Regions from separate parts of the Homo sapiens genome. Here all the other regions are linked to region 3. A link is an interaction called in ENCODE POLR2A ChIA-PET data of the cell type or tissue named here. Cell type or tissue: PC-9. All regions are shown on one strand. Links, peaks and the distances in the headings refer to the core of each region. The heading gives the core; the rest is flanking DNA.

What was found. ChIA-PET counts read pairs that join two places held together with the same protein. Peaks named below come from ENCODE experiments on the same cell type or tissue, not always from the same donor. Only the 100,000 strongest peaks of a DNase experiment are listed, where the experiment ranks them.
Region 1: POLR2A ChIA-PET joins it to region 3 with 5 read pairs; 4 of 35 experiments call an interaction of 5 or more read pairs at or near these places.
Region 2: POLR2A ChIA-PET joins it to region 3 with 6 read pairs; 3 of 35 experiments call an interaction of 5 or more read pairs at or near these places.

Annotation. Positions count from the first base shown.
Region 1 is chr17:83,067,424-83,078,037 of GRCh38, reverse strand. No RefSeq gene overlaps it. Among named protein-coding and RNA genes, the nearest start is that of METRNL, 6.9 kb to the left of the region's middle. RefSeq lists an enhancer at 7,846-8,398. In PC-9, for the core only: no CTCF peak of the experiment used is centred there; a DNase peak (open chromatin) is centred at 4,407; H3K4me3 peaks cover 554 bases.
Region 2 is chr17:82,848,525-82,859,138 of GRCh38, reverse strand. All of the region lies in intron 13 of TBCD (tubulin folding cofactor D), which reads right to left. Among named protein-coding and RNA genes, the nearest start is that of ZNF750, 14 kb to the right of the region's middle. RefSeq lists enhancers at 8,564-9,066, 9,423-9,652. In PC-9, for the core only: no CTCF peak of the experiment used is centred there; no DNase peak of the experiment used is centred there.
Region 3 is chr17:83,189,367-83,199,980 of GRCh38, reverse strand. All of the region lies in intron 2 of LOC101929650 (a long non-coding RNA gene), which reads right to left. LOC105371948 (a long non-coding RNA gene) reads right to left here and starts at 6,418. Exons shown (of 3, transcript XR_933965.3): 1 at 5,994-6,418; 2 at 4,758-4,855; 3 at 1-178. In PC-9, for the core only: no CTCF peak of the experiment used is centred there; a DNase peak (open chromatin) is centred at 6,080; H3K27ac peaks cover 304 bases.

The DNA.
Region 1 (10,614 bases), core at 2,310-7,309, 120 kb after region 3:
ACCTCCCCCCACCCCCATCACTGCAGGTACCAGGGTGCCCAGTGGAAAGGGACCTGCTGTGGAAAGGGACCTGCTGTGGAAAGGGACCTGCGGCTTCACACCTGTGCGCAGCAACTGCTTTCCATGCCCACCAAGCATAAGATAGCAGCCCCCCCAGGCCCGGTCCACCCTTGAAGGGCCACATGGCCTATCAGGGTCCAGATCATCACACCACGGAAGAGGCAGGGCAGTGCTGGGATCTCTTGAGTTATAGATGCGGACATGGGGAACTCAGGACCTGCCGTGACCTGCTCAGGGTCTCAGAGCCCCTGGTGGCTGCTAGACCGAAGGGGAGAGGCCGCCTCTGGTCAGCAGGCAGCTGGTTCCAGCCTAGGCTGGGGCAGAGATCTGCCACCTGGCAGGATGCCCAGCCTCCTGTGCCCAGCGGGCTGTCCTAAGACTGGGATCGTACGATGGTGAGTATGGGACCCACGTGTACTTTTCAAAACCCGTAGAAAATACAGCACAAGAGTGAATCCTGATGGAGGCTTGAGACATTTGTAATAATAACGGATCAATATTGGTTCTTTGACTGTCACACGCCTACACCCTAATGAGAGAAGGTAATCATAAGAGAAACTGGGTCAGGGAGAGGGTGTGTGGGGGACCTCTACCATCTGCTTGGTGTTTCTGTAAACCTAAAACATTAAGTCTGCTAATTAAAACAAAACAAAACTAGAGTAAGAATGCTTGCTGGCCAGTATTCTCGGAAGAAGCTAATCTGTCTTGGGAAAGGAGCCTGGCCCTTTCCACCCTGGGGCTGTGGTTCCCCAAGCTGTTCCCTTGAGGAGGTTCATGCCCCAGAGACATTGGGTGCTCCTGGGCACCTCTGCTGACCCCTGTCCTGGCCCAGCGAGGCCACCTACAGGTGAGACGTCCCCTGTAGACGGGGTTCCTGGTGTCAGGAGGTATCAGGCTCCTAGAGGATGCAGGCTGAGGTGGTCAAGGCTGTCTGGGGGTGTTCCCAGCCACTGGTACACTGCCCCTTGTACCACCAGACCCCGAGAGGCCGATTATGAACCAAAAGGATCCCAGCTGGTCATGGTGTGTGGCCCTCCCCCTGGTCCTCTGGGAGGGTCTGCAAGGAAAGGGCCTTGGGTGTGTTTGTCCCTGGATGTCTGGGAAGGGACTGCTTCCCAGTGAGCATGTCACGGGGTTAGACCCAGGAAGGGGCCACAGCATCATCCCACCCACCCACTCGTGGGAAGGAGCTGGTCTTCGCAGCTTTGCGTGAAGCTCTGATACTTCCTACCTGAGTCGGAACGTTGAGGCTGAGCCGTGGAATCGGAGAGCTCCAGAACCCACCAGGATCACGCCTGCCCATTCCCTCTACCGGCGGGCCCTGCAGTGATGCTTCTGCATCCTGGGAGATGGCAGCTAAGGGACCTGGGCCAGGGGGGCCTGTGGCCCAACCGTAGGTCTACATCAACCCTCTCTCTTTCCTCATCTATCCATTCCCTCGAGAAACAGCTCTCAGAAGCCTCCTGGGCAGACGTCCGTGAAAAAAATTCTGGGTGCACCCTGGACAGTCCTTCTGTGCCTCACCAGGGTCTGAGGCCTCAGAAAGCAGGACGTGGCCTCCCATGTCCGAGGACCACGACCCACTGTTAGGATCGAGTGACCTCGGCAGGGTCACCTCTGTGTATTTGACCCGGGAGTTTTTATCGCGTGCATTGCAGGGACCCAGCACCTGGGAATTTGCTGGGGTGGAGGGCTGTGGGACTGGACCCCTTTCTCGGCCTTTCCTATGCCGGGTGCCTACAGGCCCTGTGGGGTGGTGGACGGACCTGGCTCGGACGTCAGCCCCCAGCTCTGGGTCACAGACATGGTGGGGTTGGAGTCTGTTTCTGAGCCTCAGTTACCTGCAAAGTGGATCTGTTCTTGATTCCCAGGGCGTCGTAGGGTTTACGATGTCAGGATTCAACGCCACGTCCCCAGGTGGGGGCTGATTCTCACCTGTTCAAGGCACCACCGGGCTGTCATCAGGCCTTGGGGCCCTCATGGGGCTGGGTGGGGGGAACCCCTCCCGCCGTGCTCCCCACAGCTGCGAGTTCTCTGAGCCACTGGCACAACCCGGTGGACTTTACTGCTTTTATTTTTGGCCCAGTCTTGAGGTTTTCAAATGTGTGTTGACGGCCAATGTGCTGCCCAAGATGACCAGTCACCTGAATCCACTCACTAAAGAAACAGCTCCTCCCAGAGTAGCTGGATTCCTCCAGAAAAACATCACACGGTTTCCCCAAGCGCGTCCATGAAATTTTCTCTTTCAGCATTTGAAAAATACTGAAGAACGTCGCAGTCTGTCGTTCACGTGAGCACAGTTCATCCCACGGCCCCGCCCAACCACCACCTCCCAAGTCATTTGCCACCCGTTTCCCTCCCAGGCCATTTTCGCCAACCTTCTCGTAATTATCGTAATTGTGGTTGAATGATACATGGAGAGCCTGTGCTTGTAACTCAACTTCAATGAGCAACGTGTAATTACTACACGAAACAGCCACGGATGCCAGCCAGCCTCCACCTGATGACCTTCAGTGTGTCATTCTTCCCTAACCCCCTCCTTAACCTAATTTGCTGCCATGTGCTGCTCTCTGTGCGTCAGAGAAAAGTGGGAGTAGGGAGTTTCCTTGAGTCAGATACAAGTCCAGGCCGATGCTGGCCGGCTATGTGACCTTGGGTGGTGCTTGCCCCCAGGTTGGCCAGGTGGAGAGAGGCCACCAGCCGCCAGCTCGGCAGTGAGAGACAGTTCTGTGTGGCACGCTGGCCCCACACCGTCCTAGCAGTTGTTTGTAGCAGCTGTTCATGGCAGCATCTCACCCTCCGCCCGGCCATGAACCGACCATGGCCCCAGGGCTGGTGAGCTGTAGTGACTCTGCCATCTCGGGCACTCAGACCCCACAGGGAAGGAGGGTCCTCGGCCTCCGCGGGGTGGTGTCAGGAGGGGCCATCTACAGTACACGGTGGATTTGTACACAGAGGTGGACGTCTGCGTGGACCCTGACCACGGCCGGTCAGATGTGCTCAGGGGCAGGACCGTGAGCCCAGTGATGACGTGCTAAGGTCCGGCCGGCCGGCCACACACAGCAGGTCTGCGGTCACCCAGGACGTCAGCCGAGGGCCTCAGCCCACTCGTTCTGGAGGACGCTCACGGCAGAAACGCCTCGGAAGGAGCCGGTATCCCCACGGCCTGCGGGGAGAGGGAGTGTCCCATATGCCAACTACCGAAGGCCTGAAACTCACAAACGTTGAAGGCCAGTGTGCAGGGCACCCACGCATCCCCCGGCTGCGGCCGAGGGCTGTTCCTCTGTTTTGGCATTTCCCCTGAGCCACGTGGGAGCTGCAGAGGTTGTGACCCTTTGGCCCTAATCATGGGAGCAGGAGTCACCCCTCAACGGGGACAACGTATGGTGCCATCCAGCGCCGTCGGCACACCCAGCTTGCCGTGTGGAGACGGTGCCCCTCCATAGAGTAAATGCACGCCGCCTTGTTCCCCGTGGGCCCCACACTTGACTGCTCATCACCGGGCTGGGCCCCCTCTGACAGGCTGGGCAGGGCACAGGGTGGTCCCTCCCAGGGTTCACTGGTTGGCATCAGAGACCAGAGCCCCGCTCCGTGGCCCTCCTGGCAGCCCGCCCCACTGGCATCTGAATTCTGGAAGGCACCTCTCCCAGGGCCACCTTGGCCACCCTCTAGAATAAACAGAAAGAGGGGGCTCTGCTGCCTGGGGCTCCTCGTGGGCTCAGATCGGTCGGCGTGTCTCACTGAACAGTTTGGGCTCCTTTTTTCTTGCAAGTTTATAATCGAAACGAAGAGCTTTTTTTCTCTGCTTCTGTGGCCTTTGGTTTCATGCTACAGGAAGGCATCTCCCAGACCCCAGTGGGGCCTGCCGACAGCGGAGGCACGTGGGGGTGTGCGAGGGGCTGTGCCCTGTTCTTGCTGTGCCCCTCTGCCCCTGGCACCACCCCGAAGGAGGCAAGGCCTTGTCAACATCTGTTAAGCCGGGAACCGGGGACCGCCCAGGGTCAGATGGGCTGGAGTAGCCACACTGCAGGAAGCTGAGGGCAGACAGAGCTCTCTCCTCCCATACCCCACTGGGCTGGGTGTCCCGGGGAGGGTGGACGTCCAGATGCTGGGGCACCTAACCTGGACCGGGCTGGGCAGCTGCCCAGCGCGTGGGGAAGGGCGGGACCGTGGTCGGCGCAGTCACCACCAGGACCTGCCCCGCCGGGCGGGGTTCTGCCTCCTCCTCCAGTCCACAGGGCGAGTCTCCACGGACAGCCCCAGGGACAGGCCCTCCCCACATCGACGCTGCGCCTGGATGACTCAGCCCAGGCAGGCGGGGGTGGCGGTAGACACCCTCACCAGGAGCCTGTCCAGTGGGGCCCTCCCATGCAGGTAATTAGCCCGGCTGTCCTGCCCCTGAAAAGAGGCCGGGTAGCCCAGAGCTGCCCCCAGCTGGAGGGGCTGAGAGCTCTGGCTGTGGAGCGTGCGTGGGATGCGGGGGCGCTGGAGGCACAGGGCAGCTGTCTCACATGTCCGTCCCTTTCTGCCCACGCTGAGATAGTGAAGAAGGCCTTGACAGCCATTTGGACAGACGGTCCCACCCAGAACGAGGAGAAGCAGGCGACACCCAGCTCAGCGGACAGTGGGCAGGCACACTGGCAGGCAGGGTCAGGGGATCTGTCTCCCGAGTCACCTGTGTGCCAAGACACCCCACTGCGTCCCCAGGCTCCAGGGTTTGGGGAAGGGTGTCGGTGGGGCTGGGCGTGCAGGGAGCGTCCGGGGGCCAGGTCACGTGGACTTGGCCGATCTTGGAGAGAGAACTGGACCCCCACAGTGTCGAGTAGATAGGGGCCCAGCGGGGTGGGGCCCGAGCAAGTGAAGGCGGGGGTGGGGCAGGGCCTGGGTGTGCCTCCCCAAATCCAGCCAAGCTGGAGTGCACAGGGTCACCCAGGGATGCTGGCTTCACGCTCTTCCTCCAGCCATGCCTGCCTGGACTCGGCGGAGGAAACACTCCCTCCAGAAGCCCCTCCAGGCAGGCAGGAGCGAGGCCAGCTGGTGGGCTTTCTCCTCGGGAGTGGAGGGGTCCCTCCCGTCCACACGGCAGGTGCTGAGCACCCTACCCCAACCCTGCCTGCTGCAACGTGCGGGCCCAGCCTTGGCGCCAGCTGTCCCAACAGGGACCTGAGGACCCATGTGCCTTCTCCTGGAGAGGTGGCCAGGCCTGTGCCGGGGCTCCACTCTACTCCCAGTGGTGCCAGGAGGTCCCTGCAGCCCCAATGCCAGAGCTGTGCCTCCGCTGAAGCTTGCGGAAGTGAGACGGCCCAGAGGGACCCGCTGTCCAGACCCAGGATGGTGGACTGTGCGTCCTGGGCCTCAGTTCAGGCTCATGAAAGATGACTGAGCCCCCTCCGCCCCCGCCCCACACCCTCCAGCCCCCACACCCCACCATGCCCCGCACCGCACCAGCTCCCCGCATAGATGCTCCTCCTTGTCAGCCTGGGCCAGAGCCAGACAGGACCCACAGAGGCAGGGACCCCTCCCCAAATCCTAGCTGGCAGTTTCAGTCTTTAAGCACTGTCTGGGGGGTTGTCAGTGTTGGTGGGGTGCACTCCTGTAGGGCTGCCTGGAAGAGGTGACCTACATGCGTGCACAACTGTTCAAGCAAGGGTGAGGAAAAGGAGCAGCTGGCACTGTGCACTGTGTGGGGGTGCAAGGAGACCCAACCCAGCAGGAGTCAGGGCAGGAGGCTGGGGGCAGCCTGACCCCACGTGGAAGAGCTTGGGGTCATGAGGCTGCTGTCACCAGGCTCACAAGGGACTCCAGTGAGAGAGTAAAGCGATGAGGTCACGTGAACTGAAGAAACAAAACCACAGATCTTTATATGCAGTGTGGCAACAGTGACAGGAGCCAGGGGAAGTCTCCCCTCGACTCCACGGTGGAATTTTAATCGTCCCCAATTTTTCTACAATGACTAGGTATTGCTATTATGATGAGAAAACAAATTATTTAAAAAGGAAAAAAAAGAAAAAAGGAAGGAGGAAGGGAGGGAGGAAAGATGGAGGGAAGAAGAGAGGGAAGGAGACAGAGAGAGAGATTGTTATGAATGATGGGGGGGGACACAGTTTACCCAGAAAACAACTGCAGCCTCATGGGGCCTCTCAGGGGGCCAGGCCCAGGGCGTGGCTGATAGGGAGGTGGGCCGAGGGGCACTGGGAGCCCATGCTGGGCTTAGTGAGGTGGTGCAGGTTGGCTCGAGGAGTGCCCACTGCTAAACTGCGTGACTTGGTGGCGATCAACCCTCCAGCTCCCCATCTGAGAGCGACTTCATGGTGCCAACCCCACAGAGTCGTGGGCAGGTTCATGGCCCAGCTCAGTGGGAGGGAAGCTCCAGCTTCCTATGTACTTTGGAGCATGGGCCTCCCATTCCGGCCTCCCCACTCCCTGCCTCGACCTCAGCAGCCCTGTCCCCGTCCCCTCACAGCAGTGGCTGCAGCCACCAGGATCTGCCCCTTCCTCACCACCCTCTGGCTCTGTTCTACCCTCCGGAGCATGAAGGGCCGTGGGGCGCCTGGTGTCTGCGTCCTGTCCAGAACATGTTGGTGGACAGCACCTTCCCCCCCAGCCCTCCTGACTCTGAGAAGCCTCCTGCCTGCCAGCCTTTTGCGTGTCACAGAGAAAACAAGGTGAAGAAGATGATTATTTGAGTCTAGAGAGCTAATTAAAATGTTTAAAAACATACTTTTTAAGTACAAAAGTGAATATGCTTATTGACAAAGTCTGTTGTTCGGGGTTTCTGAGAGAAAAAAGAAAAGAGGGATTTCCCCTTTGACTTCCTGGCCCTGTCCAAGGGCTGGTACAGGCTCCCTGAGACTCCCTGGGCGTCGTGTGTGCACGTGTGTATGTGCATGCGTGCTCGAGTGTGCATTGTGTGTGTGCGCTCATGTGTATGTGTGCATGCCTGTGTGCACGTGTGCGTGTGCTCGAGTGTGCATTGTGAGCGTGTGCGTGCTCATGTGTATGTGTGCATGCCTGTGTGCACGTGTGTGCGCTCGAGTGTGCATTGTGTGTGTGTGCTCATGTGTATGTGTGCATGCCTCTGAGCATGTGTGCATGTGTGTAGAGCCCTGCATGGGATTTGGCCCACAGTGGTTCCATTTTGACTCTAATTTCCAGCAAAAACTCTGCAGAGCTCTGGTCAGCAGCCGCGACTCTGGCGCCAGTGCCTGTGGGGCAGGATCTGGATTTCAAACTCAATTTCAAAAAACAAACCATAGCTGAGTCCACTACAAGGCAACAGGAAAATAATGAGTGGCAGAGTGGGGGCTGGGGGGCATGACTTTATTTTTCGTGGTCCAGTGGTCGCCTGGGCGATGCCGGCCTTGGAGGGCGCGGAGGAGAAAGGCCTAAGAGTGTGTTGATGTCAACAGGAAGCGCTTTTGTGGGCGTCTTTGGGCATCGTCTGTTCTCACTGCTTTCAAGTCCAGTGAGGGGCAGGCAGAGCGGCTGCCAGCTCCCTGAGTGACCAGCATCTGAATGTCCCCAGGCTGCTTGCTGGGCCACCTCCCAGCCCTGCCCACCCCGTGGTCCCCTCCTGACCCTTTCTAGGTGTCTCAGGCCCCCAAGGCCCCACAGCCTCCCCCCCTGCGAATGAGGAGTCATCAGCACAGCTCAGCAGGGACCCTGAGAGGCCAGAGGCCAAGCCGCCGCTCAAAGTGGAGGTCAGGCCCGCGCTGACCGGCTGGGCTGGGGGGAGCCGTCCCTGTCCCGTCCACTCCCCGCGCCCCGTCCGCCAGAAGCCTCCGCAGTGGGGCAGTCCCAGCCCGTGCCCCTGACCACAGCCCTGAGGCAGACTGTCCCGGCCACCTTTGGGCCCAGCACGCTCCCTCCCAGCCCTGCACACACGGGGGCTGTGAGCTTGTGCACCAGCAAAGGCTGTCATGCAGCAGTGGGGACCCGGAAGGATCAGGGCTGGAGCGTCCTCACGGGAGGCATCCCACGTGGCTCACCTCGGCACTGGGTGTCTGCCTCTCACATCCTGCGGCTCCCACCACATGGGCCCCGTCCACTTCAGGGTAGACCCCTCCTGGCAGGTTCTGTGCCCACAGCCTGACAACTACAGGGGCAACTACAGCCCCTGACCCTCCTTCCCTGGCTTGGAAGAGGGATGAGAAGCCGCTGGACAAAGGGGCATGACAGGCATATGTGAGCGTGTATGAGCGTGTGGGAGCATGTGGAAGCATGTGGGAGCATGTATGAGCATGTGGGAGCATGTGTGTGCATGTGGGAGCATGTATGAGCGTGTGGGAGCGTGTGTGCGCATGTGGGAGCGTGTGGGAGCATGTGGAAGTGTGTGGGAGCATGTGGAAGCGTGTGGGAGACCCAGCAGGTTGGGGAAGGACTGGCCCTTGTCCCAGCTCTGGCACCCATGTTAGCTTTTGGTGAGGGACACAGTTTCTAGCACCTTCTGAGAAAGGACCTGTTTGAGAACAGCCAGACCCTGCCAGCCCCCACCCGGCCCAGCCCGGCTCTCAGAGAGGATGGGGTGGGACCCCATGTTCAGCGCTGGCCACCTTCGGGCTGCTCCGACAGCATGGGGTGGTGGGCACAGAGCCCTGCCCGTGGGGGTTGACACCTGACCCAGTCACCCTCGTCATGGGGCTGACGACGGCACCCATCCCGGGCACCCCTAGGAGCACAGGGGTCAGGCCTGTGTGCGGACCTGCCAAGTTCTCTGGGTTTCATTTTGTCCCCACCCCGCTGCATTCTCTCTACTTGTGCACACGTGATTTCCACAAATGATAAGCAGCCTCAACCATTTCCTGAAAAATTGGGGTTTTAGGTGAACCTCGGGGATGTTTTTCTACTGAAAAAGGTGAAATTAGGGAGATGCCTCCTCTAGGTCCGGAGGGGGACTCTGGCAGGGCGGCCGCCAGCCCTGCCTCTTGGGGTCACCGCGGGAAGGTGCTGGGTCCTGCTGTCCTCACATGCAGATGCGATTTCCACCACGGCAGCCCCCACGGCTGGGCTTACTGGGCCCGCGTGCCATGGGGGGAGCACCCGAGTTCCAACCTGCAACCCCCACGGATCCCACCCTGGGAGGACACCCCCATTGTCGCCCCCGCTGTCGCCTCCCGGGACCCCCGCTGCCGCCCCCCGCTGTCGCCTCCCGGGACCCCCATTGTCGCCCCCGCTGTCGCCTCCCGGGACCCCCGTTGTCGCCCCCCGCTGTCGCCTCCCGGGACCCCCATTGTCGCCCCCCGCTGTCGCCTCCCGGGACCCCCATTGTCGCCCCCCGCTGTCGCCTCCCGGGACCCCCGCTGCCGCCCCCGCTGTCGCCTCCCGGGACCCCCGCTGTCGCCCCCGCTGTCGCCTCCCGGGACCCCCGTTGTCACCGCCGCTGTCGCCTCCCGGGACCCCCGTTGTCACCCCCGCTGTCGCCTCCCGGGACCCCCGTTGCCGCCCCCGCTGTCGCCTCCCGGGACCCCCGTTGTCACCGCCGCTGTCGCCTCCCGGGACCCCCGTTGTCACCCCCGCTGTCGCCTCCCGGGACCCCCGTTGCCGCCCCCGCTGTCGCCTCCCGGGACCCCCGTTGTCACCGCCGCTGTCGCCTCCCGGGACCCCCGTTGTCACCGCCGCTGTCGCCTCCCGGGACCCCCGTTGCCGCCCCCGCTGTCGCCTCCCGGGACCCCCGTTGTCACCGCCGCTGTCGCCTCCCGGGACCCCCGTTGTCACCCCCGCTGTCGCCTCCCGGGACCCCCGCTGCCGCCCCCGCTGTCGCCTCCCGGGACCCCCGCTGCCGCCCCCCGCTGTCGCCTCCCGGGACCCCCGCTGTCGCCCCCGCTGTCGCCTCCTGCAGGTGGGATTTCGGGAGGTTCTTGGGTCATTCTCATCCCCGTGGAGGCTCAGGCTTCATTCCTTTAGCGAAACCTCATGTGTTTCCCGCACTTCCAAAAACGTCCAGCTGGAAGCCCTGAACTTCAGAAAGCAAAAGCAACTGAGTTTTCCCTGCACAGCCTGTGGCTCTCCCGGCCGGAAAGCACTTGTGTCACCCAAATGCCTGGGTCCTGGGCTGACCGTCCTAGTCTTTTGGAATCTAAGCTGAGCTGACTTAACCTAAATCCCTCCTTCCCAGAAGGGCTAAAGTGATCCTTTTCGTAGCTCCGCTAAGAGGCCTTTATCTGTGGCCCGGCTCATCCCAGAGGGGACGGGAGGGGTTGAGGTGAATGCCTGCAGGGTAACAAGATAAAGCACAGTGTAAGATGAGTGTGACACAAGGGGACAGGTCAGGCCCGGTCAGTGTGACACGAGGGGACAGGTCAGGCCCGGTCAGTGTTGCCACAGGGGCCACGAGGGGGGGCTTCAGGTGGGTTCCCCAGGACCCCCAGGACTCCGCACCTAGGCCAGAGCTCCGGACGGCCAGCAAAGCCAGCGAGACCTGATGCCTCAGGGCCTGCAGTGTCCAGTGCATGGAAATGGCCTTGGGAGGAGAGGCGGGTCCCGAGAGAACCCCAGGCTCTCCCCCAGGCGCAGGCACCCACACCACCTGGGCAGGCGAGGCCGAGCCTCCCCCCG
Region 2 (10,614 bases), core at 3,450-8,449, 340 kb after region 3:
GTAGGGAGGACACAGAGCCGGCAGGCCGGATGACCCACGAGACTCTCTTTCCCTAAAAGCCAGTGCGGGGAGGACACAGAGCCGGCAGGCTCCCCATGGCCTCTCGGGGCCCCGAGCAAAGACAATGAGGGTGGGACTCAGGGTTGCCACGCAGCCTGGCCCCGGCCTCACGGCCCAAGACCCCCAGCCCCACAGAGGCGCTGAGAGCCGCACTCATCCCCCCGCAGGAAGCGCCACTGACAGCAGTTCTCTTGTCTAGACAAAGTCCCAGCAAGTCTACACGGGGTAGCCCCAGGCAGCCACCCACGAGCCGCACCCTCCTCGCCACCAAGCGGGATCCTAAGACAGCCATGGACCGGCTGAGCAGGGCCCGTTCACACCGACAGGCCCTTCACACACTCAGTCGATTTTCCATCCACAGGAGGGTCAGAAAATATGAAGGTAAGTACAAGGAAAACACAGGAACCTCACCTCAGGCACATTCAAAAGCAACCCTAAAAAGTGTCCTGTGTCTGTGAGGCACACCCAGCGAACCAGGCCGTCCACACAGCACTGTCATCAACAGAAGCCCCAGCCAGCTACTTTCACAAGCAAAACCTGAATTTCAAGTCAACTGGGATCCTCCAGCCGTAGTACCTGTAGAACTGCCCAGCCAGACTGGCCAACCTGCATTTTATTTTAAATGCCGAATAGGCCTGGAGCTAGCAAAAACACGGAAGACAACAAAATTAGGAAGGTGTGAAAGTAAGTTTAGTAGGTAAAGGGTTTCTTCCAGGTAGAAAGATGTTCATTAAAAGATTCATGAAGAGGTTGCTTTCTGCACATGGTGTATAACCAAACCTAACTAGATCACTTCATGTTTATATGTCACAGCTTAGCTTTGATCCAAAAACATGAATTTCAACTTTCAAAAACAACAAAGGCTGGCTGGGCACAGTGGCTCATGTTCGTAATCCCAGCATTTAGGGAGGCTGAGGCGGGAGGATCACTTGAGCCCAGGAGTTCGAGACCAGCCTGGACAACATAGGGAGATCCCATCTCTACAAAAAAATACAAAAGTTAGCCAGGTATGATGGTGTGCCCCTGTAGCACCAGCTACTTGGGAGGCTGAAGCAGGAGGATCGCTTGAGCCTGGGAGGTCAAGGCTGCGGTGAGCTGTGATCATACCACTGTACTCCTGCCTGAGTGACACAGCAAGACCCTTTTTCAAAAAAAAAACTAAAACAAATTAAAATAATGCTAGATGACGAGTTAGTGGGTGCAGTGCAGCAGCATGGCACATGTATACATATGTAACTAACCTGCACAATGTGCACATGTACCCTAAAACTTAAAGTATAATTTAAAAAAAAAATGAAAAAAAAATTAAATTAAATTAAAAAAAAAAAAAAACCATGAGACACAAGCAGCAAGGTTGTATCATTTGTATGGCTCCTGTGGCTATGCCAAGTAATAACACTCCGACAAGCTTCATACTTTCCTGTCATTCAACAATACGTTACTCCATACAGAATCTCAACTCCAATTTAAAAGTGTCAAATATTTAAAACAAAAAAACAAAATACTTTTTAGACACCTGTATATGTGCATGTGTGTATGTACACATCACACACACCCAAAAACTGCACACACACAGAAAAGAACTGAAAAGAGGGAATTAAAACAATGGTGAAATGTTTACATTAAACACGACACAATACAAAGACATTATCAAAAGAAAAAAAAAGACAACCAACAGAATGGGAGAAAATACTTGCAAATGATATATCTGATAAGAGTTTAATATCCAGAAGATACAAACAGCTTTACAACTCAACAACAAAAGGACAAACAATCCAATTTAAAAATGGTCAAAGGACTTGACTAGACATTTATCCAGAGAAATACACAAACAACCAAGGAGCACATGAAAAGATGCTCAGTGTCATTCGTCATTAAGAAAAATTCAAATCAAAATCACAAGATACCCCCTCACACCTACGAGGCTGATTATAATTTTTTAAAAAAGAACAACACAGGTGTTGGTGAGGACATGGAGAAACCAGAAGCTCTGCGCCTTGCTGGTGGGAATGCAGGGCAGCACAGCGTCTGTGGAAACAGCTTGGGGACGCCTCAGTAACACACCGAGGGTCCGCACGCGGTCCAGCGATCCCGCCCTGGATGCGCACCGAGGGTCCGCACGCGGTCCAGCGATCCCGCCCTGGATGCGCACCGAGGGTCCGCACGCGGTCCAGCGATCCCGCCCTGGATGCGCAGCGAGGGTCCGCACGCGGTCCAGCGATCCCGCCCTGGATGCGCACCGAGGGTCCGCACGCGGTCCAGCGATCCCGCCCTGGATGCGCAGCGAGGGTCCGCACGCGGTCCAGCGATCCCGCCCTGGATGCGCAGCGAGGGTCCGCACGCGGTCCAGCGATCCCGCCCTGGATGCGCACCCAAAAAAGGGGAAGACAGGGATTCAAACAGACACTTGTACGCAAACGTTCACAGAAGCATTCTTCACAAGGGCCAAAAGGTGGGAAAACTTAAGTGTCCGTCAACTGTGTAAGGGCCCTGATAGCATTCATCAAGCTCTGTCCCTGTGACTCATCATCTACGAAAGGCCACACCTAACACTGTGCCCTTGGGAGTCAGGATTTCAGCAGGAATTTTGGGGAACGCAAGCATTGGGGCGTCTGTTTTTTTTCTTTTTTTCTTTGTAGAGACAGGGTCTCACCATCTAGCCCAGGTTGGTCTTGAACTCCTCGCCTCAAATGATCCTCTCATCTTGGCCTCCCAAAGTATTGTGATTACAGGCATTAAGCCACTGTTACTGGCCCCAGCTTTCTTTTGGTTAGTGTTTTCTCAGCATATTCTTTTCTGTCTTTCCTTTTAATCTTTTTATATTCTTGCATTTTAGATGTATGTTGAGTAAAATTCTACCATATGATTTTAAGCTGGTGAGTTTAGTCCATTTACTTCACTGACATGTTTGGGTGTCTTTGTCTTACTATATGAATTTTGCTTTTTCAGATTCAGGCTCATGCCTGTAATCACAATACTTTGGGAGGCCAAGATGAGAGGATCATTTGAGGCCAGGAGTTCAAGACCAACCTGGGCTAGATGGTGAGACCCTGTCTCTACAAAAAAAAAAAAAAAAAAAAAAAAAGTGGGGGGGGAGTCTACCCATACAAAGCAATATTATTCAGCCATAAAAACAAATGAAGGCCTGACACATGCTACAATACAGATGAACCAGGCACAAAGGGTCACGCATTGCAGACTCCATGTGTATAAAATTCTCAGAATAAGTAAACGTAGAGGCAGAAAACAGCCTGGCAGGTGCCAGGGGTTGGGAATACAGTCATGTGTCGTGATGTGTCATGACTATGTGAATGGACACCAGAGTATTTTTTCGGTGACAAAAATGTGTTAAAAGTAGACAGAAGTAATAGCTGTGCAACATTGGGTATGTACTAAATGCTCTGAGTTTTTCACTTTAAAGTTAATGGTTATTTTTATGTTATGTGAAATTTTACCTCAAAACACAAATACACACAGAAAGAGAGAAATGACTTTTTAAGAGCAAACACCTGGCCAGGCACAGTGGCTCACACCTGTAATCCCAGCCCTTCAGGAGGCCGAGGTGAGTAGATCACGTGAGCCCAGGAGTTCGTGACCAGCCTGGGCAACATAGTGAGATCCCATCTCTTCAAAAGATAAAAAAAATTAGCCGGGCACGGTAGCATGCACCCATAGTGCCACAGTGACTTGGGAGGCTGAGGTGGAAGGATCGCTTTAGTCCAGGAGGCCAAGACTGCAGTGAGCCGCGACTACACCATGGCACTCACTCCAGCGTGAGCAACAGAGTGACCCTGGCTCTAAAAAATTAAAAAAAAAAAAAAAAAAAAAAAAAAAAAAAAAAAAGCAAACACCTTTCCCTGCCCCTCTGGAAAATTCAGTCTTGAAGCATCAGGTGGCACCGCATAGGGTCTGCACATCCAGGAAGGGGTGGTGGGGGCCAAAGTGGCCCATATGGGGCGAAGAGGGGTCCGTGAGGTGGACAGCAGGGTGAGGGGGCAGCTGGCAGGCGGAGGAAGGCCACAGGGAGGAAGGCCACAGGGAGATGCGACGCCCCAATGCTTCTGTTCCCCAGAATTCCTGCTGAAATCCTCACTCCCAAGAGCACGGTGTTAGGAGGTGTGGCCTTTCGTAGATGATGAGTCCCAAGGACAGAGCTTCATGAATGCGATCAGGGCCTTTACACAGAGCTTTGCTTGTCTTGTGATTGGCACTGTTAAGTGGCTTGTGTCCACTGCGATGCTGACAGATCCACTCTTTCAATACGTGATAGAAATTTCACGTGTAGCTTTGTGCAGGGTTTTTCTGGTCATCGTTTCCAGCACAGAACGTCAACCATTCCTCCTGTTTCTTAGGTCATCTCTGGCACTCACTCCAGCACCGTGCTCTTACACTGCTGCCCAGCTCCCCCCAGCAGTCTGACTTTCTGTGCGACATGCAAACGTGAATGCTTGCCCCTTTTCTGACCACTGTTACCCATACAAGTAACCTGCAGGCCTTTCTGACATTTTCAACAGTATCTGTACACCCCCATACAAGTAACCTGCAGGCCTTTCTGATGTTTTCAACAGTATCTGTACACCACAGAGCAGAGGATACGCAAACACACGAGCGGTGCGCACAGGTCTCGCCCATGTGGAGCCTCATAAGGAGCCTGCAGCGCCTGCGTCCGGCCTGCACCCGACATTTCATCGCCCTTTGTGGACGTGCTTGCATGAGGGAACCTGGTCTTATGTGGAAAGGATTTATCAAAGCTGAAGGGGGCTGGGAGGATCTTTTTCCCCTTGGGGTGCTGAATCAACTGTGTGTTGTTTACCTGTGTTTTGACTGCAGCCCATCACCTGCAGAGTGTCAACTCAGCATTCAAAAAGTTTTCGGTTTTGGATTTTCGGATTCAGGGTGCTCAACCTGTAATGTCTAATGTTAAACAAGAAGAACTAAAAACTCAACAATGTCAAATATGTCAGATGGAAAGTGATCGAGGTCAGGGTGTGCTGTGTGTTACTTGGAGGGTAGGCTAAGAAGCTGGCTGTTGGCTCTGAATATTCGTGGTACAAGCTGAATACGACCCCTGAAGAAACACAGGAAACAGAATAGATGATTCCAAACCAACAAGGAAGAAGATGTGGAATGGGACTGGGTTGGGGGCCCAATAGGAACCACAACTTTTAAAAACAAAAAAAAATCTGAAAAAGCAAAATTCATATAATAAGACAAAGACACCCAAACATGTCAGTAAAGTAAATGGACTAAACTCACCAGCTTAAAATCACATACGGTAGATTTTTACTCAACATACATCTAAAATGCAAGAATATAAAAAAATTAAAAGACAGAAAAGAATACACTGAGAAAACACGAACCCAAAGAAAGCTGGGGCCATTAACAGTGGCTCATGCCTGTAATCGCAATACTTTGGGAGGCCAAGATGAGAGGATCATTTGAGGCGAGGAGTTCAAGACCAACCTGGGCTAGATGGTGAGACCGTCTCTACAAAAAAAAAAAGAAAAAATGAGCTGGGTGTGCTGGCAAACACCTGTAGTCTCAGCTACTTGTGAGGCTGAGGTCAGGGGATGGATCTAGCCCATGAGTTCAAAGCTACAGTGAGCCGTGAGTGAGCCACTGCACTCCAGCCTGGGCAACAGAGCAAGACCCTGACTCAAAAACAGAAAAAAAAAAGGAGGGGGGGTGTTGCTGGATGCAGTGGCTCAAGCCTGTAATCCCAGCACCTTAGGAAGCTGAGACAGGTGGACTGCTTAAGCCCAGGACTTTGAGACCAGCTACATGGCAAAACCCTACCCTTACAAAAAAAGAAAAAGAAAAAAAATACGACAATTAGCTGGGCGTGGTGGCACATGCCTGTGGTTCCAGCTACTCAGGAGGCTGAGGTCAGAGGATCACTTGCGCCCAAGAGGTCAAGGATGCAGTGAGCTATGATCACACCACTGCACTCCAGCCTGGGCAACAGAGCAAGAACCTGTCTCGACAAAATAAATTAATTTAAAAAAAAAGAGAGAGAGAAAGCTGAGTAGCCACATTCACATCGGGCATAAAGAGGCACTCTCCATCACGAGCTCTCGTCCTCGGGAGCCGCTCTCCATCATCATCACTAACCTCAAAACAGAACGCATCGCAAGCCAGACACGGTTCTGAGCTCTGAATACGTTCATTCCCTTAACTTTCCGAACAGTCCTATGCTCCAAGCCCAGGCCTATACCCAAGACAAAAACCACATCCACACAAAAACTCACACACGAATGCTTTATTCACAGCAGCCTACAGTGGGAAACAACCCAAACGTCTACCAACTGACAGATGGATAAATAAAATGCGGCCTCCATGTACGTCGTGGGCTGAATTCTGTCTCCCTGAAATCCACATACTGAAGTCTTAACCCCAGTGCCCCCGAGTGCCTGTATCTGGAGATGTGGCCCTTAGAGATGCGTAAGGTAAAATGAGGCCACGCAAGTGGGGCCCGGATCTGCTATGACCAGTGTCCGCCTAAGAAGAGGAAACAAGGACACCAAGACACAGACCGAACGGCGAGCACGCAGCAGGAAGGCAGCGCCTGCAGGCCCAGGAAAACCCGGAAGAAACCGAGCCTGCTGCCGAGCCTGCTGGCACCTCGACCTTGGACACCCAGCCTCCAGAACTGTGAGGGATACATTTGTGCTGCTTGAGCCCCCATCTGTGGTGACTTGTTTCCACAGCCTGAGCTGACTAAGATGCCACACGATGGAACAGGCTTCAACAAGGAAAAGAAAAGGAGCACTGCTGGGGGCTGCATCGCCCACGGACCACGCCAACGCCACGCTCGGGGCAAGGAGCCACCACAGAGGACCACAGGGGGCACGGTTCCATTCACAGGAAATGTCCAGAATGGGTAGACACAGAGAACCCATCTGTGGTGTCTAGGAGGGGGGGTTTATCCATCTGTCGGGGGGGTTGGGGATGACAGCGAAGGAGCGTGGGGTAAAATGTTCTACAACTGACTGTGGCGATGGCTGCAAAACTCTGCAAATGCGTTACAAGCCACTGAACTGTACACTTAATGACAGAACTGAATGGCATGTGAATTGCGTCTCAACAAAATCATTAAAAATCCTATGGGGTCAACAGTAATCGTTCCCGCTTACAAGCAGATGCGCTGAAGCAGTGAGGAGTCACTTTTCTATTCCCACCTGGGTCAACTTTGATAAATTACATTTCTCTCGGAACGTCTATTTTGCCTAAGCTACCAAATTTCCTGGCAAAAGATATTCTTAACATGCCATTTTCCATCTCCACGGTGGCTGCACGAGGGCTCCCTTCCGTGTGTAAGGCTCCTGCTTTCTGCCCGTCGGCCACGCGTTTATTGGTCCCATCAGCCCTCTCGAAGAGCTGCGTTTGGCTCTGTGTGTCCTCTCTCATCTTTGTCTTCCACCTCCTTCATTTCTAGGGTTCTGCTCACTGCCCTCTTCCCACCCGCCCTGTGCAGAGTGAACCTTTCTCCTTTTCTGTACACGTGTCTGAGGCCGAGTCACCAAGTGATTCCTGCCAGGGCCAGAGAGAACCTCGGGCCCTGTGGGCCACATGCAGTCCACATCGCAGACTCTGCTTGGTTGTGTTTATTCTCATTGATAACATTTTTAAAATGTGAAAACCCTTCTTGGCTCCAAAGCTGTACAGAAACAGGCTGAGGCCCCACTGGGCCTGCAGGCCACAATTTCGTCACACCTGTTTAAAGGTTTAAGTTTCCTTAGCTGCATCCCAAAATTTTAGATAGAATAATTTTGTGACTGTTTATTTTTATTTTTAAACTTTTTTAACTTTTTATTTTAAAACCTCCTGAGACTTGACTCATGTGATTTACACATTTGTATATCTTCTAACTAAAAATTATCACCTTTCCTTTATTATTCTGTATCCAGTTTTTAATTTCATTACTTTGTGAGCATGGAATACCATCTGTCCGCCAGTGAGTCTCTGAAATGTCTCGAGACTTGTTTTATGGCCTGGCTGTGTAATATCTGTGAATGTTCCTCAGGTGCCTACAAATGTGTATTCTCCAACGGCTAGCTACACGGTTCTGTATCAATTATGGAATCATGCCAGTCGCCTCTGCTGTTGAAATATTGTATGTGCACACACAGTATGTAATGTGCGTTTTATACATATCTATATCTCCACTACATATTTAGTTATCAATAATTGGGAGGTGTTTTGAGCTCTCAGGAGGATACCGGGTCTGTCCATTTATCTCTGCAGACCTATTAACTTTTGCTTTTCAGCTTTTAGAAAGCTGAGTCAGTCCAGACTCACCACAAGCCCCATACGAATTCAATGCAGGGATGGATCAGGGCTGATGAGGCCATGGGGGCCAAATCACCAGTCCATGCACAGCCATACTGTAGGGGGTCCGGGGTCAGCACACACAACCAACAACAGCACAGCCAACAACAGCACAGCCAACAGCAAAACAGCACAGCCAACAACAGCACAGCCAACAACAGGACAGCCAACAGCAGCACAGCCAACAACAGCACAGCCAACAACAGCACAGCTAACAACAGCACAGCCAACAACAGCACAGCCAACAGCAAAACAGCACAGCCAACAACAGCACAGCCAACAACAGCACAGCCAACAGCAAAACAGCACAGCCAACAACAGCACAGCCAACAGCACAGCCAACAACAGCACAGCCAACAACAGCACAGCCAACAACAGGACAGCCAACAACAGGACAGCCAACAACAGCACAGCCAACAACAGCACAGCCAACAGCAGAAGAGCACAGCCAACAACAGCACAGCCAACAGCAGCACAGCCAACAACAACACAGCCAACAACAGCACAGCCAACAGCAGCACAGCCAACAGCAGCACAGCCAACAACAGCACAGCCAACAGCAGCACAGCCAACAGCAGCACAGGCAACAACAGCACAGCCAACAACAGCACAGCCAACAACAACACAGCCAACAGCAGCACAGCCAACAGCAGCACAGCCAACAGCAGCACAGCACAGCCAACAGCAGCACAGCCAACAACAGCACAGCCAACAACAGCACAGCCAACAACAGCACAGCCAACAGCAGCACAGCCAACAGCAGCACAGCCAACAGCAGCACAGCCAACAGCAGCACAGGCAACAACAGCACAGCCAACAGCAAAACAGCCAACAACAGCACAGCCAACAACAGCACAGCCAACAGCAGCACAGCCTCAAGAGCTGCCGCGCACGGGGGCTACTGCTTCGCTTCTGCCTCCAGATTGTGCACAGCCCTCTCCGAGGACTACCAGGGAAGGGGGTTCCAGCAGAAGGTCCTGCCTGGCTGAGGTGACATGACGCAAAGCCACCATGGTCGCATCCTGTGAGAGGGACCCGTGTGGCACCACAGGCAAAAGCAGGTCTCTCTGGACAATGGCAGTCCCACCCCCGGGGCGACCACGAGGATTCTCAGTTTATCCGTGTGCTTGGAACAATGCCTAGTGATTGCTAGTGCCACGCGGTTCTTACTTTACTTCCTACTTTCAGAGCTTGAAATGAACTTGAGATAACCTAAAAAGACACCATCAAAAAACAGGTTAAGGAGACGAAAGGGGAAATGAAAACCACAGCGAGGAAACAAGGAAGATATGAAAAGGGGCCAAAACCAAGGTCTGGAAATACCTGAAGGAAAAGATTTCACTGCAATGGATGGAAATGTGACTCTCAGGACTTAGCTGAGGAGAAACAGTGGCCCTGAAGACCAAGCCCGGTAGGCAGCCCCGACGCAGCAGACAGAGGGGGACATCGAGGTGGAGAAGACGCAGCAGGCAGAGGGGGACATCGAGGTGGAGAAGACGCAGCAGAGCGGGGGACATTGAGGTGGAGAAGACGCAGCAGGCAGAGGGGGACATCGAGGTGAGAAGACGCAGCAGGCAGAGGGGGACATCGAGATGGAGAAGACGCAGCAGGCAGAGGGGAACATCGAGGTGGAGAAGACGCAGCAGGCAGAGGGGGACATCGAGGTGAGAAGACGCAGCAGGCAGAGGGGGACATCGAGGTGGAGAAGACGCAGCAGGCAGAGGGGGACATCGAGGTGGAGAAGACGCAGCAGGCAGAGGGGGACATCGAGGTGGAGAAGACGCAGCAGACAGAGGGGGACATCGAGGTGGAGAAGACGCAGCAGGCAGAGGGGGACATCGAGGTGGAGAAGACGCAGCAGGCAGAGGGGGACATCGAGGTGGAGAAGACGCAGCAGGCAGAGGGGGACATCGAGGTGGAGAAGACGCAGCAGAGCGGGGGAAGACACAGAGGTGCAGAAGCCTCCAGGAGACACAGGAGAGAGGATGAGAAGGGATCAAGCCCATTGACCTTTTGTCTGTTCGCATCTATTTTCATCGTTAGGTTTTTCACTGTTATTTTGTAGCATGAAAAAAAAGAAGATCTGAGTGCTAATTTTTTTCATTTTACTTGTCCTTGTGCGATTTAACTCATGACTTCTGTACCTGGCTGCTGTGCATGTAGAGGCACCCTCTGAATAAACTCCCTAGACGGCGGCCACATGAGTTGCTCTGGAAAACTAACAAG
Region 3 (10,614 bases), core at 3,149-8,148:
TAACTGATTTATGTATTTCTTGTATGAGGAAGACACCAACTTCTCCTTTAGTCAGTTTTACAGGAAAGTACTGCAGCTGTGCTCAGCTCAGCAATATTAATCGCCACAGAGCACCCTCCGAAGTCTTGCAAAAATTAATAAAGTTGGAAATATGAGTCAGGTTTGGATGCCACTCATTCTGAAAAAGAAGAAACTCAATAATAGTTACCTTCTCCTGTAGAATCAACGAGCCCAGTTTGCGAAAGAGCACCCTGTGTCTTTAAATTTCCGTGGCGTGCCCACAGAGGAAGGTGTTCCGACCTCTGCTGCCGCTGCAGCTCCGGGGCACTGACCACACAGAGCTGGTTTCTGCACTTGCATCGCTTGCCCGAGAGCTAGTCACCGCGGGCGTGGGCGAGGCTGCCAGGGGCCACCTGCCTGCCAGAGCCAGGGTGCCTATCTTTAAGGCCAGGGGCTCCTGAGGACACAGACACTTCCCTCCTCTTTCAGACAAGGACAAGCTCAGGGACATGGGTGGTTTGGGCTCAGGCTGACCGGGAAAGACACGTAGAAAGTTTGGTGTGCGCTCTGGGTTGTGGGGGCCCGGCGGGAGGGTGGGCTTCAGGATCCCGTCCCAGGACGCGTTCATTCAGCGGCACTCACACCCCCAGCACCTGCTCCCGGCGGGTGCCGAGGCTTCTTTCACTCTTCTTAGCATCTCCCCATCACTCACTTGACTCCAACCAACAGCCACTTATGTACCAGCTACGCGCCAGGTTGCTGAACAGCTCTGAGCAATTAAAGGGCAGCCAGGAGCAGCTGGGAGAGGAGGGGCTGGAGGAGGAAGAGGGGTCCAGGACCCAGGGGCTCACGGGGCATCCCGAAGTCTTTGTGGAGACCTAGGGTTGGGGCTGCAGCAGGGGGTCGGGGGGCAGCCAGAGATCCCGGTAGACCCGGGAGGGGCCTGATCAAGGAGAAGGAGGGGCCACAGAGCCAGGGTCAGGACAGACTGTGAGGGGGCCTCTTGTTGGGACAGCGTCCCCTCGGAGCAAGAGCCCGGGGCGTGTGGCCGCCTCACTGTGACCTCCGGCCGTGCAGGCCTCTGGGGAGGGTGGAGATGTTTTCCCCTTCTCAGAGCACGCAGGTGTTACCTGCCCACAGAGTAGGAAGTGGGGTGCTGTCACCTGCACCGCACAGGTGAGGAAGCTGAAAACCCAAGACCCAAGCCATTTGGTCTCACTCTGGCTGAATCACCTGGAGGCTTTGGGAAACAGATTTTCTTCCCCCTTCCAGCCTTACCGCCACCCTCCTCTCTTCTAGAAGAGGCAAGAAGAAGCGGGGGTGGGGGTGCAGGCCGAATTGCCTGGAGGTTAGGGGGACCCTCAGCACCTGAGTCAGGGCTCTGTGAGACCCCCTGGTTCTTCGCTCACTGTGGGCTGAGACGCAAGCTGAGTCGTCCACAGGAAGATACCCTCTTACTCTGAACAACCACTCTTTCAAAGAGGACACTGAGGCTCAGAGAGGCTCCCCAAAGCAATGGCCAGCCACCATGGGCAGGACGTGGACTCCGGCCCAGGAAGCCTGGCTCCAGAATCATGCTCCAGGCCTCTAAGCTGTAATTTGTGTCCTCCAGGGCTCACAATATCTAAGATTTAATGTGGAAAAATGGTGCTATTCTGTCTCACCCCATGCCCCAAAATGAACTTAAAGGCAAAAAAAAAAAAAAAAAAAAAGAATAATTATAAAGTTTGGAAGAAAATACAAGAGCATTTTGGTATAAAAATGCAAAATCCAAAGCCTTAAAGGAAACCATTTGACTACTTAAAATTTAAAAACTTTTATGTGATGAAAAGAACAACCTTAAAAAGGTAAAATAATAAGCAGCAGACTGGGAACGAATATCTGCAATGTAAACACAAAGTACTGATATTCATCATATATAAAGAACTCCCACAAATCAACAAGAAAAAAGCAAATGACTAGCTAGAAAAGTGGTAAAGGGTAAAAACAGAAACATAGTCAAATAAACTAATGAATATCACAAAATATCCAACCTCCCTATTAATCATAGAAATAAGAAATTGAAAAATATTTTATGACTAAATCTAGTGTTGCTCCAGTGAGGAAGGGATCCACTGACATGCCGTATGCAGGGGTGTGAATGGGAACAGGCTTTTGAGAGGTGATTTGGAGTCTCTATCACAAGTTTAAATGCACCTGCCCTGAGACGCCCATCCCTGGGAAGAGATGTCCGTGCAGATGTCTAAGGCACACGTCTGGAAACGGTGAAGACCTGAGAAGAACAATCCTTAAGGGTCCCAGCCCCTGAGTGTTCACCTTCCAGGGAAACCAGTCCTCATGGAGAACTCAGAGCCCTGGTGGGGTGGTTGCTGTGGTCTAGGGCCTTTGTCAAGGTTCATCCCAGGCTGGGCTTTTGGAGGGCAGGGAGGCCGCTAGTATCTGGGTGGCTGCCTGAGCCTGCAGATCCCACACCCAGCTGCCCCGAGGAGCTACTGTCCACCTGGTGGAGACTCAGGCTGGGCCCAACTCAGAACTAGGAGCAAGGGAGTGAAGCAGGGATGGGGTCCTGCAGAGGGGCGGTAGGGTCTGGCCCTCCTGGTCTGGGGGCCTCCCCGGGCGGGACAGTCCCTGTGTCCCACCCCAACCGCCTGCTGCTTTTTCTGGACCACCCCCCACCCCGTCCCCCGTTCCCCTCCAGGCTGGGCTTCCCACTGTCTTCCCACTGACTCAGCATCCGTCCTTCCCGTGGGGGCAGCAGCATCACTGCCTTCTCACGTGGAATCCCAGGGAGCTGCAGCCTCCACCCTGCCTTCTGGAGAGTTCTGTCTCTAATTTTATACGCCCTATCAGCCTGTTATTCGATCCAGATGCCTGTGAAATTTGCAGCGGGATCGTTCTGTGACGGGCGGTGGGCAGCCCAGGCAGGGCTGCCGTTTCGTGCATCAGCCCAGAGGTCTGAGAAGGGTGTGGCTCCTTCCCTGGGAAACAACATGGGACTAGTTCCAGAGCCAACACCCATCACTTTGCAACCCCCTGGGTAAGTGTGCGTGGGGGGGGGGGGGTGCTGAGCTGCAGCGGGGGGCAGAGGGCTCAGGCTGGACCACCCCTGCACCTTCCACAGTGAGGCCATCCCCTCCTGAGCCTCTGGCTCCTGGCCTATCCTCGCTCCCTCACCCAAGCCCCATGAGGATTCAGTAGCTTGAGAAGGACCCTCTGCTCACCAGAGGTCACAGTGACTGTGAGAACACCCTCCTGTCCTCTTCCCCCCATTCCTTCCTGGACCTTGGGACACTTCTGGGAGGCAGCGCCCTCTCCCAACAGAGTCTTCTCCACAGGGCAGCCACGGGGACTTTGAGGATACCAGGTCCTCACCCAGGCCCCCGTCTCAGAGTCAAAGCCGTAACTCCCATAGCACAGTGGCCTTCGAGATGCCCTCTTGTCACCCGCCAAGGGGTGCCGGCACTGAGTGCGAGGATTTGACTTCCCACAAGAGGAAAGCAGGTTCTTTCCCAGGGGCCATGCCAGGCCCCAGCACCTCTGCTGACCTGGCTCAGTGCGTCGGGGAAAAGGGGTGCCCAGCCTCCTCTGTGTCTCCAAGTCAGGGGCATCCCAAGGCACCTCACTTGGGTGCTCTCAGAAAAGACAGCCCTGAATCTCAGAGCCACCAAAGGCAGGCAGGATTCGAGCCTGGCCTCAAGCATGACTCTGGAACGTAAAGAGGAAAAGACGATTTAGGTTAACGTGGGACACAGCCGGTTTCCCGCCCAAACCAAGGTCCAGGGGGACTTCTCATCCCCAGCAGGGGGTGTGTCTACAAAGAACAACCACAAACTGGGGTCATTTCCAAAAGAAACACTCCCGGCTTCCTCCAGGGGCAGAGACCGAGGGGTCTGGGGGAGGAGGCTGGGGTGGGCAGAGGCCCGAGGTAGGGAGGTCCAGGGGCACATCCCAGGTCTGGCAGCATGGGCCGGGCCCTGCTGGGAGGGGGCTGAGGACCCCAGAGCCTAGGCCTGTCCTAAGCCTGTCCTTAGCCGGAGAGCCTCGGCCCTGTGCTGGCAGCAGGGTCTTCACTCCTTGCCAGCTCCACATAGGCAGTCAGGCTCAGGCCAGCCCCCAGCCAACAGCGGCTCCCAACACGCCCTGCCCTGTGGGAGATGCCAAGCTGGCATCCCTCTCGGGCCAGGCCAGGCCTCCTGGTGGTGTGGCCAGCGCTGGCACACAGTCCTGAATTCCTTCAAAGAACAACAAACTGAAAATCCAGCTGAGTTCAAATTTGCCCAAATTCCCACTTGAAGTTTCCCTGTCCCAGAGGGTGGTACCCGCCCCACCCCGGTGGGATGTGGTGAAGGCAGTGGCTCCTCCCGGCCATGAGGCATAAACAAATACCGCCTGGGCCACAGGGGCTTGGCCGGAGCCCTTGACTCAGCCCCACCCAGGCCCCCTCCTGCACCTCGACCGGCTCCTGGGGCTCCATGACCCACAAGCCAGCAAGTTTCTCAGCTGCCCTGACACAGCCTAAGACGGGTCTCAAGTCCCTGTCGTGCCCGTCCCAGGAAACCGGTCTTCACCTAGTCAGTCCCAGAGACCTTGCTCCTCACGCCCAAGGTGAGCAGCCCCGTGTGATTCTCAATCTTTCAGGGTTGACCCTGACCTAACCCACATCTCCACCTCAAGTCTCCCACTCCAGTCTGAGAAACCCTCCCCGCTCCAGCCCCTAAGCCCAGCCCAGCCCAGCCCCGCAGGGCCTCCTGACTCACCCAGATCTGTCCCCACAAGAGGCCTCCTCACTCCTCAGTGGGAGACTCCGTGGCGTGCAGGCTCCAGGGGCTCTGTGGTCCCGGAAGCGAAGGTGGGGCTGGAGGAGGAAGCGAAGCGGATGTCACCTTCCTTGAGGGATTCTGGAGCCGCTTCAGTGGACATCTTTGCCCTCTGACCTGAGCCTCTGATTGGGTCATGGGTGGCCAGCAGCACAGCTGAGCCTGTGTCCTGTGCAGCCCCAGCCCCTCCAGCGGGATCACTGGCCCGTTGGGGATGACAGAGAGACACTCCCCGTCCTCTGGAGCAGGGGTCCCCAGGCTGTGGTCTGTTAGGAACCGGCCGCGCGGCAGGAGGTGAGCGGTGGACCGGCCTGACCCTGAGCTCCGCCTCCTCTCGGATCAGCGGCGGCATTCACTTCTCACAGGAGCGTGACCCCTATTGTGAACTGCACGCAAGGGATCTAGGTTGTCCGCTCCTTATGAGAATCTAATGCCTGATGATCTGAGAGGGAAACCATCCCTTCTTCTCTCCAACACCCACAGAATAAGTGTCTTCCACAAAACCTGTCCCTGGTGTCAAAAGGGTTGGGGACCACTGCTCTGGTGGGAAGGTGCCAGGCCCCTCAGCCCCTTCCAGGAGACTGAGAAAGGGTTCAGGAAACCTGGGGGGCCGGCTGGTTCACCACCCTCCCCCCACCCTTGGCTCACCCAAGTCAGGGGCTCCACCCCAGCAGGCAGAGCTGACAACTCACAGGGGTGTCTGGGGAGGGCAATGTCCACTGCCATCTGCCAGGTCACGGGGGGATGCTGGAGGTCTGCTCTACCTCAGTTCCCCTGGCGTGGGTGCCTGGGGCTTCAGATTCACCCTTGTGTGGAGGTGGGGAGGCAGGATTGGGGAGGACCCTGAGTCTCCCAGGCAGGCAGCCTGGCACCGGGTGGGGGACTGTGATCCAGCAAACCTGCTCATTCTTGTGGGCGGCTAACGGCTTTTATTTCAGGACACCCACATGTGTTAAAACAGGAAATAAAGTATACGAGAAACAGCACCCCCACACACTCCCGGGTAAGGAGGCTTTTCCTCAGTCCTCCACTCACACCCACACAGCCCCAGGAGGGACCCCTAGGCACAGCCCACACCTCCACATCCCATCCAACCCCCACGTTCCTGGGCTGCTCTTTCTCTGAAGCATTTTAACACACAGGCGTGAGTGCACATACACACACACGTTTACCAACCATGCTTGGTCCCTGTAGCGTCTCCTTCCACCTGGGGCAGGTGACATAAGGGGTCAGGTGCCCGCTGACTCAGGACTTGTGGTTCCTGGAACTCTCAAACTGTGGCTGCATGAGTCCCACCCTGAGGGCTGATGGGGTGGACCCACAGAGTGCTGGACCTGCCCCAAACCTCAGAGCATGTCGGGCTGAATGTCCAGACACCGAGGAGCTTCGGGCAAGGTCAGGGGCCAGGCATCGTGACAGTGTCCCCAGGCAGCTGACCAGGAGAGGACAAGGCAGCTGAGAGGGCCAGGGGAGGGGGTGTGGGAATGCAGGGCTAGTGTCAGCAGGCCCAGCTGGGTGTGTGTCTCCTGGGAATCTGCTACAGGGGCCCTAGCACTGCGCTGTGCTCCCCGGGGGACCCCCACCCACCCAGGCCAGGGCCAGGGTGGTGGCTCCGTGTAGTGGCCAGTGCTGTTCAGGGTCTGGGGGCTGGTACAGGGGAGGAGCTGGGACAGGGGAGGGGCTTTGTACAGGGGAGGAGCTGGTACAGGGGAGGGGCTGGCACAGGGGAGGAGCTGGTACAGGGGAGGAGCTGGTACAGGGGAGGAGCTGGGACAGGGGAGGGGCTTTGCACAGGGGAGGGGCTGGTACAGGGGAGGGGCTGGCACAGGGGAGGAGCTGGTACAGGGGAGGAGCTGGGACAGGGGAGGGGCTTTGCACAGGGGAGGAGCTGGTACAGGGGAGGAGCTGGGACAGGGGAGGGGCTTTGCACAGGGGAGGAGCTGGTACAGGGGAGGGGCTGGTACAGGGGAGGAGCTGGTACTGGGGAGGGGCTTGGTACAGGGGAGGGGCTGGTACGGGGAGGGGCTTTGCACAGGGGAGGAGCTGGTACAGGGGAGGGGCTGGTACAGGGGAGGGGCTGGTACAGGGGAGGAGCTGGTACAGGGGAGGAGCTGGTACAGGGGAGGAGCTGGTACAGGGGAGGGGCTTTGCACAGGGGAGGAGGTGGTACAGGGGAGGGGCTGGTACAGGGGAGGGGCTGGTACAGGGGAGGAGCTGGTACAGGGGAGGAGCTGGTACAGGGGAGGGGCTTGGTACAGGGGAGGGGCTGGTACAGGGGAGGGGCTGGTACAGGGGAGGAGCTGGTACAGGGGAGGGGCCGGCACAGGGGAGGAGCTGGCACAGGGGAGGGGCTGGTACAGGGGAGGAGCTGGTACAGGGGAGGGGCTTGGTACAGGGGAGGGGCTGGCACAGGGGAGGAGCTGGTACAGGGGAGGGGCTGGCACAGGGGAGGGTCAGTTCTGAGTGATTCTGACCAGGACTTGCGTGTGGAGGGTTTGACCCCCCCAGGTTAGGACCCCAAGTTTTGCCCACGGGTCCCCCACCCCATATGCACATGGGCTGAGGTCGGAGGGCTGCCTGCCCAACGGCCTGCAATGGCTAGTGGGGTCTGTTCCACTCTTGAGCCAAGTGCTGAGGATCTGCCTAGTGGGAGAGCCTGGTGGGGAACATCCTGTCTCTGGTAAATCCACTCGGGGCTGGGTGTGACTGTATAATCGAGGTTGGTCATGAATGTTTGGAGGTTTATGTCACTGTGCTCCGTGGTTGGTCACGAATGTTCGGAGGGTTATGTCACTGTGGCTCCGTGGAACTGGCACCAAGCTCATCTCGCCTCCTCTTCTGTTGAAGAAATGATGCCCCTTTCTGGGGTCACGTTCTTAGAGTGGGCAGGGGTGGCTGCCCCTCTGACCAAAGCTCCCGTAAGCCTGGAACCTGTCCCAGAGGAGGCCTGGTCTCTCCCTGGTGCTGCAAAGTGCCAGTGTGGGGCAGGCTGGGGTCCCCCTGGCCCTGGGGGAGAGGGGGCTCCTTCTTGGCCTGGGTCCCTTGGGGTCAGAAGAGGTGGCCCCTGCCTCTACTGAGGGACTCCCCATCAGTACCCCCTAACCTGGTCAGAGGGAGCGTACTTAGGTCTCCTGTTCCACTTTCCAATTTGAACACCTATAAACCCTTTGGCCTCAGCCTCTTTCCACCAAGAGCCAGCAACAGCTGTCCTCAGGGCCTGCCTTTGGTCAGGCCACCCTGAACAAACTTCACTCAGCCACTAATGGCCTGCCGTGGCTGTGGGATTCCGCTCCTGGCCAGGACCTTGGACGGAAGCCACTGCCAACCACCCAGGTCACACTCACCACCCACCTGGCCACGCAGGATTGCCCCCTCCTCTCAGAGCCCTCGGGGCAGCCCCAGCCGGGCGTCTAGCATTTGATGATGTCCCTGACCCCATGTCCCCACCAAGCCTCCCTCTGAGGGTCCCTAAGAGAAAGCATGCTTTACGGAGACCTTGTCAAGGAGGGCTGGAGTCAGGAGGAAAGGCCTTCCCCTCAAACCAGAAACTCACCCTAGAGCCTGAAGGGCCTTAAAAACAAACAAGAAAAATGACTTTAGTTTTGCTTTGCGTTCCACAAAGAGGCAGTTATGGCACCAGAAAAGTGAAGATGTCTCTCTCCCAGAATTAAGGTTGACTCTGAAGTTTATTACATCCTAAAGGTGTCACTAAAGCCACATGGCCATTTTGCAATCCATCCAAATGATCCCCTCACCCACGGGTACCTTCAGAAGGTCCTCACACCAGGTGCCACCGTGTGGGTCTGTGGCCTCCACACCCTCTTCCCTCACACCAGATGCCACCGTGTGGGTCTGTGGCCTCCACACCCTCTTCCCCTCACACCAGGTGCCACCGTGTGGGTCTGTGGCCTCCACACCCTCTTCCCCTCACACCAGGTACCACCGTGTGGGTCTGTGGCCCCCACACCCTCTTTCCCTCACACCAGGTACCACCGTGTGGGTCTGTGGCCTCCACACCCTCTTCCCCTCACACCAGGTGCCACTGTGTCAGTCTATGGCCTGCAAACCAAGGCCCTCACAAACCAAGGGACCCACGTGGAGAGGGTCACTGTGCACGTGATATGGCCCCTCTTTGGAAGGGCTGTAGTCACCGTGAGGGGCTAAGGTTTGCTCTTGGGGCTCTGATTTTTATTTAACTGTGCACTGGGCACCGTTTTAGGGCTTAAGACACTTCCACAAGAAACAGGCTCCTGCCCTGAAGGGCGCCTCCGGTTGGGGGGCCGACGGCGATGCCATCTGCTGTAAAGAACCCTTTATGGTGGGGCGTGGGTGACGAGGCTGAGCCCAGCACTGGATGGGAGCAGCTGAGCCAGGAAGTGGCACTCAGCAGGAACTGGGGGGCTTGGTGGGAAGGGGACAGGCAGGAGGCCAGGAAAGAGCATTCCAGGTTCGAAGCCCTAGTGAGGGTGGAGCCCACCGGGAGAGGAGCAGCACGGAGGCGGTGTCAGGGGAGGCTGGTGGGAGGGAGGCACAGGGTCCAGAAGGTCCCTTGCGACCAGAAGGGGCACCCCCAAACTCCTGAGATCCATGTGTCCACCATCCCAAGGGAAACAGGCCTCCAAGCTGGCCTCAGCTTGATTGAAAAAACAAAGCAAATGAAATAAAACAAAACACTACGTGTCTCGCCCACTGGAGAGATGGAATGAGACTCATGGTGGGTGGAAGAGTTTGCTTTCAGTTGTGCTTTGGGAAGTCAGGAGAGAAAGGAGACAGCCCCACCCCAGAGGCTCATGGAAGGCCAGGTGGACAGAAGGACAAAGGAAGGCACAGGGCACCTGGCCCCAAGAGGTTTGGGTTTATCAAGATAACAGACGTCTACACAGCTCGCCCCAGGACATGGCGGAGGGAACAGAGCTATCCCCTCAAATGCCTGTGTTCCTTGGTTGTCATGACTTAACTCCACGGAGAGCTGAACCATACAGACTGATCAGAAGCTGGGCCCCAGCGACGTGGCCAGGGCCGAGGCTCAGCCTGTCGGTGTGAAGTGTTCATCACCAGCACTTTACAGACCGTGCAATGGCAGCTTTCACGGGCGGTGAGCACAGCAATCCCGACCTTATTTTCCACAAGCACCAACAGATGTTTAAAACTGGGGAGAAATTTCAAGGACTGGAACATTTCTCAGGCAGGGCCCCTGGAGCAGCTCCAGGGAGCTGCACGCCCGTGGCCTGGTGGTGTTGTCCTAAGTGCGCCCTTCACACATCAGGAATGTCAAACAGAGCTGACCTCAGCACCGCCGAGAGCCCCACTCCAAACACAGCCGTCTCCAGCAGCAGGCAGGCTCCGGGGTGTTTGTCTAATTTAAAACAAACTAGTTGGGCGGTATATTATTTCTCCAACCAAACAGGATTGAAAGCCGCATGTGCGAGGCATGACTATTGCTTCCTGCTGAAGTCCAGGCATCCCTCAAGCCTGCTCAGCACATTTAGCAAAAAGGAGATGATTGTTTCCCATCTCACTGAGAAAATAGAAGCAATCAGAAAAGAATGTCCACGTGCTCCGACCACACCATCTTCCCACCCAACTGTGCCTGGCCAGCCAGACCCACCGCCGTCCCCCACTCCAGGCTGGCCAGGAGCTCTGGTTGCCCCCTCAGTGGGGCCACCCTCAACAACAGTCATGCTGTCCCCTCTCCTGCCGGCCAGGGCCCCCCAGCTGCTGGCTGTCTCTCTGCTCTTTTTCAAGATGCCCCTCTAAGAACACAGTCTTCCTTCTCCACTTCCTCTCTTCCTGGTCT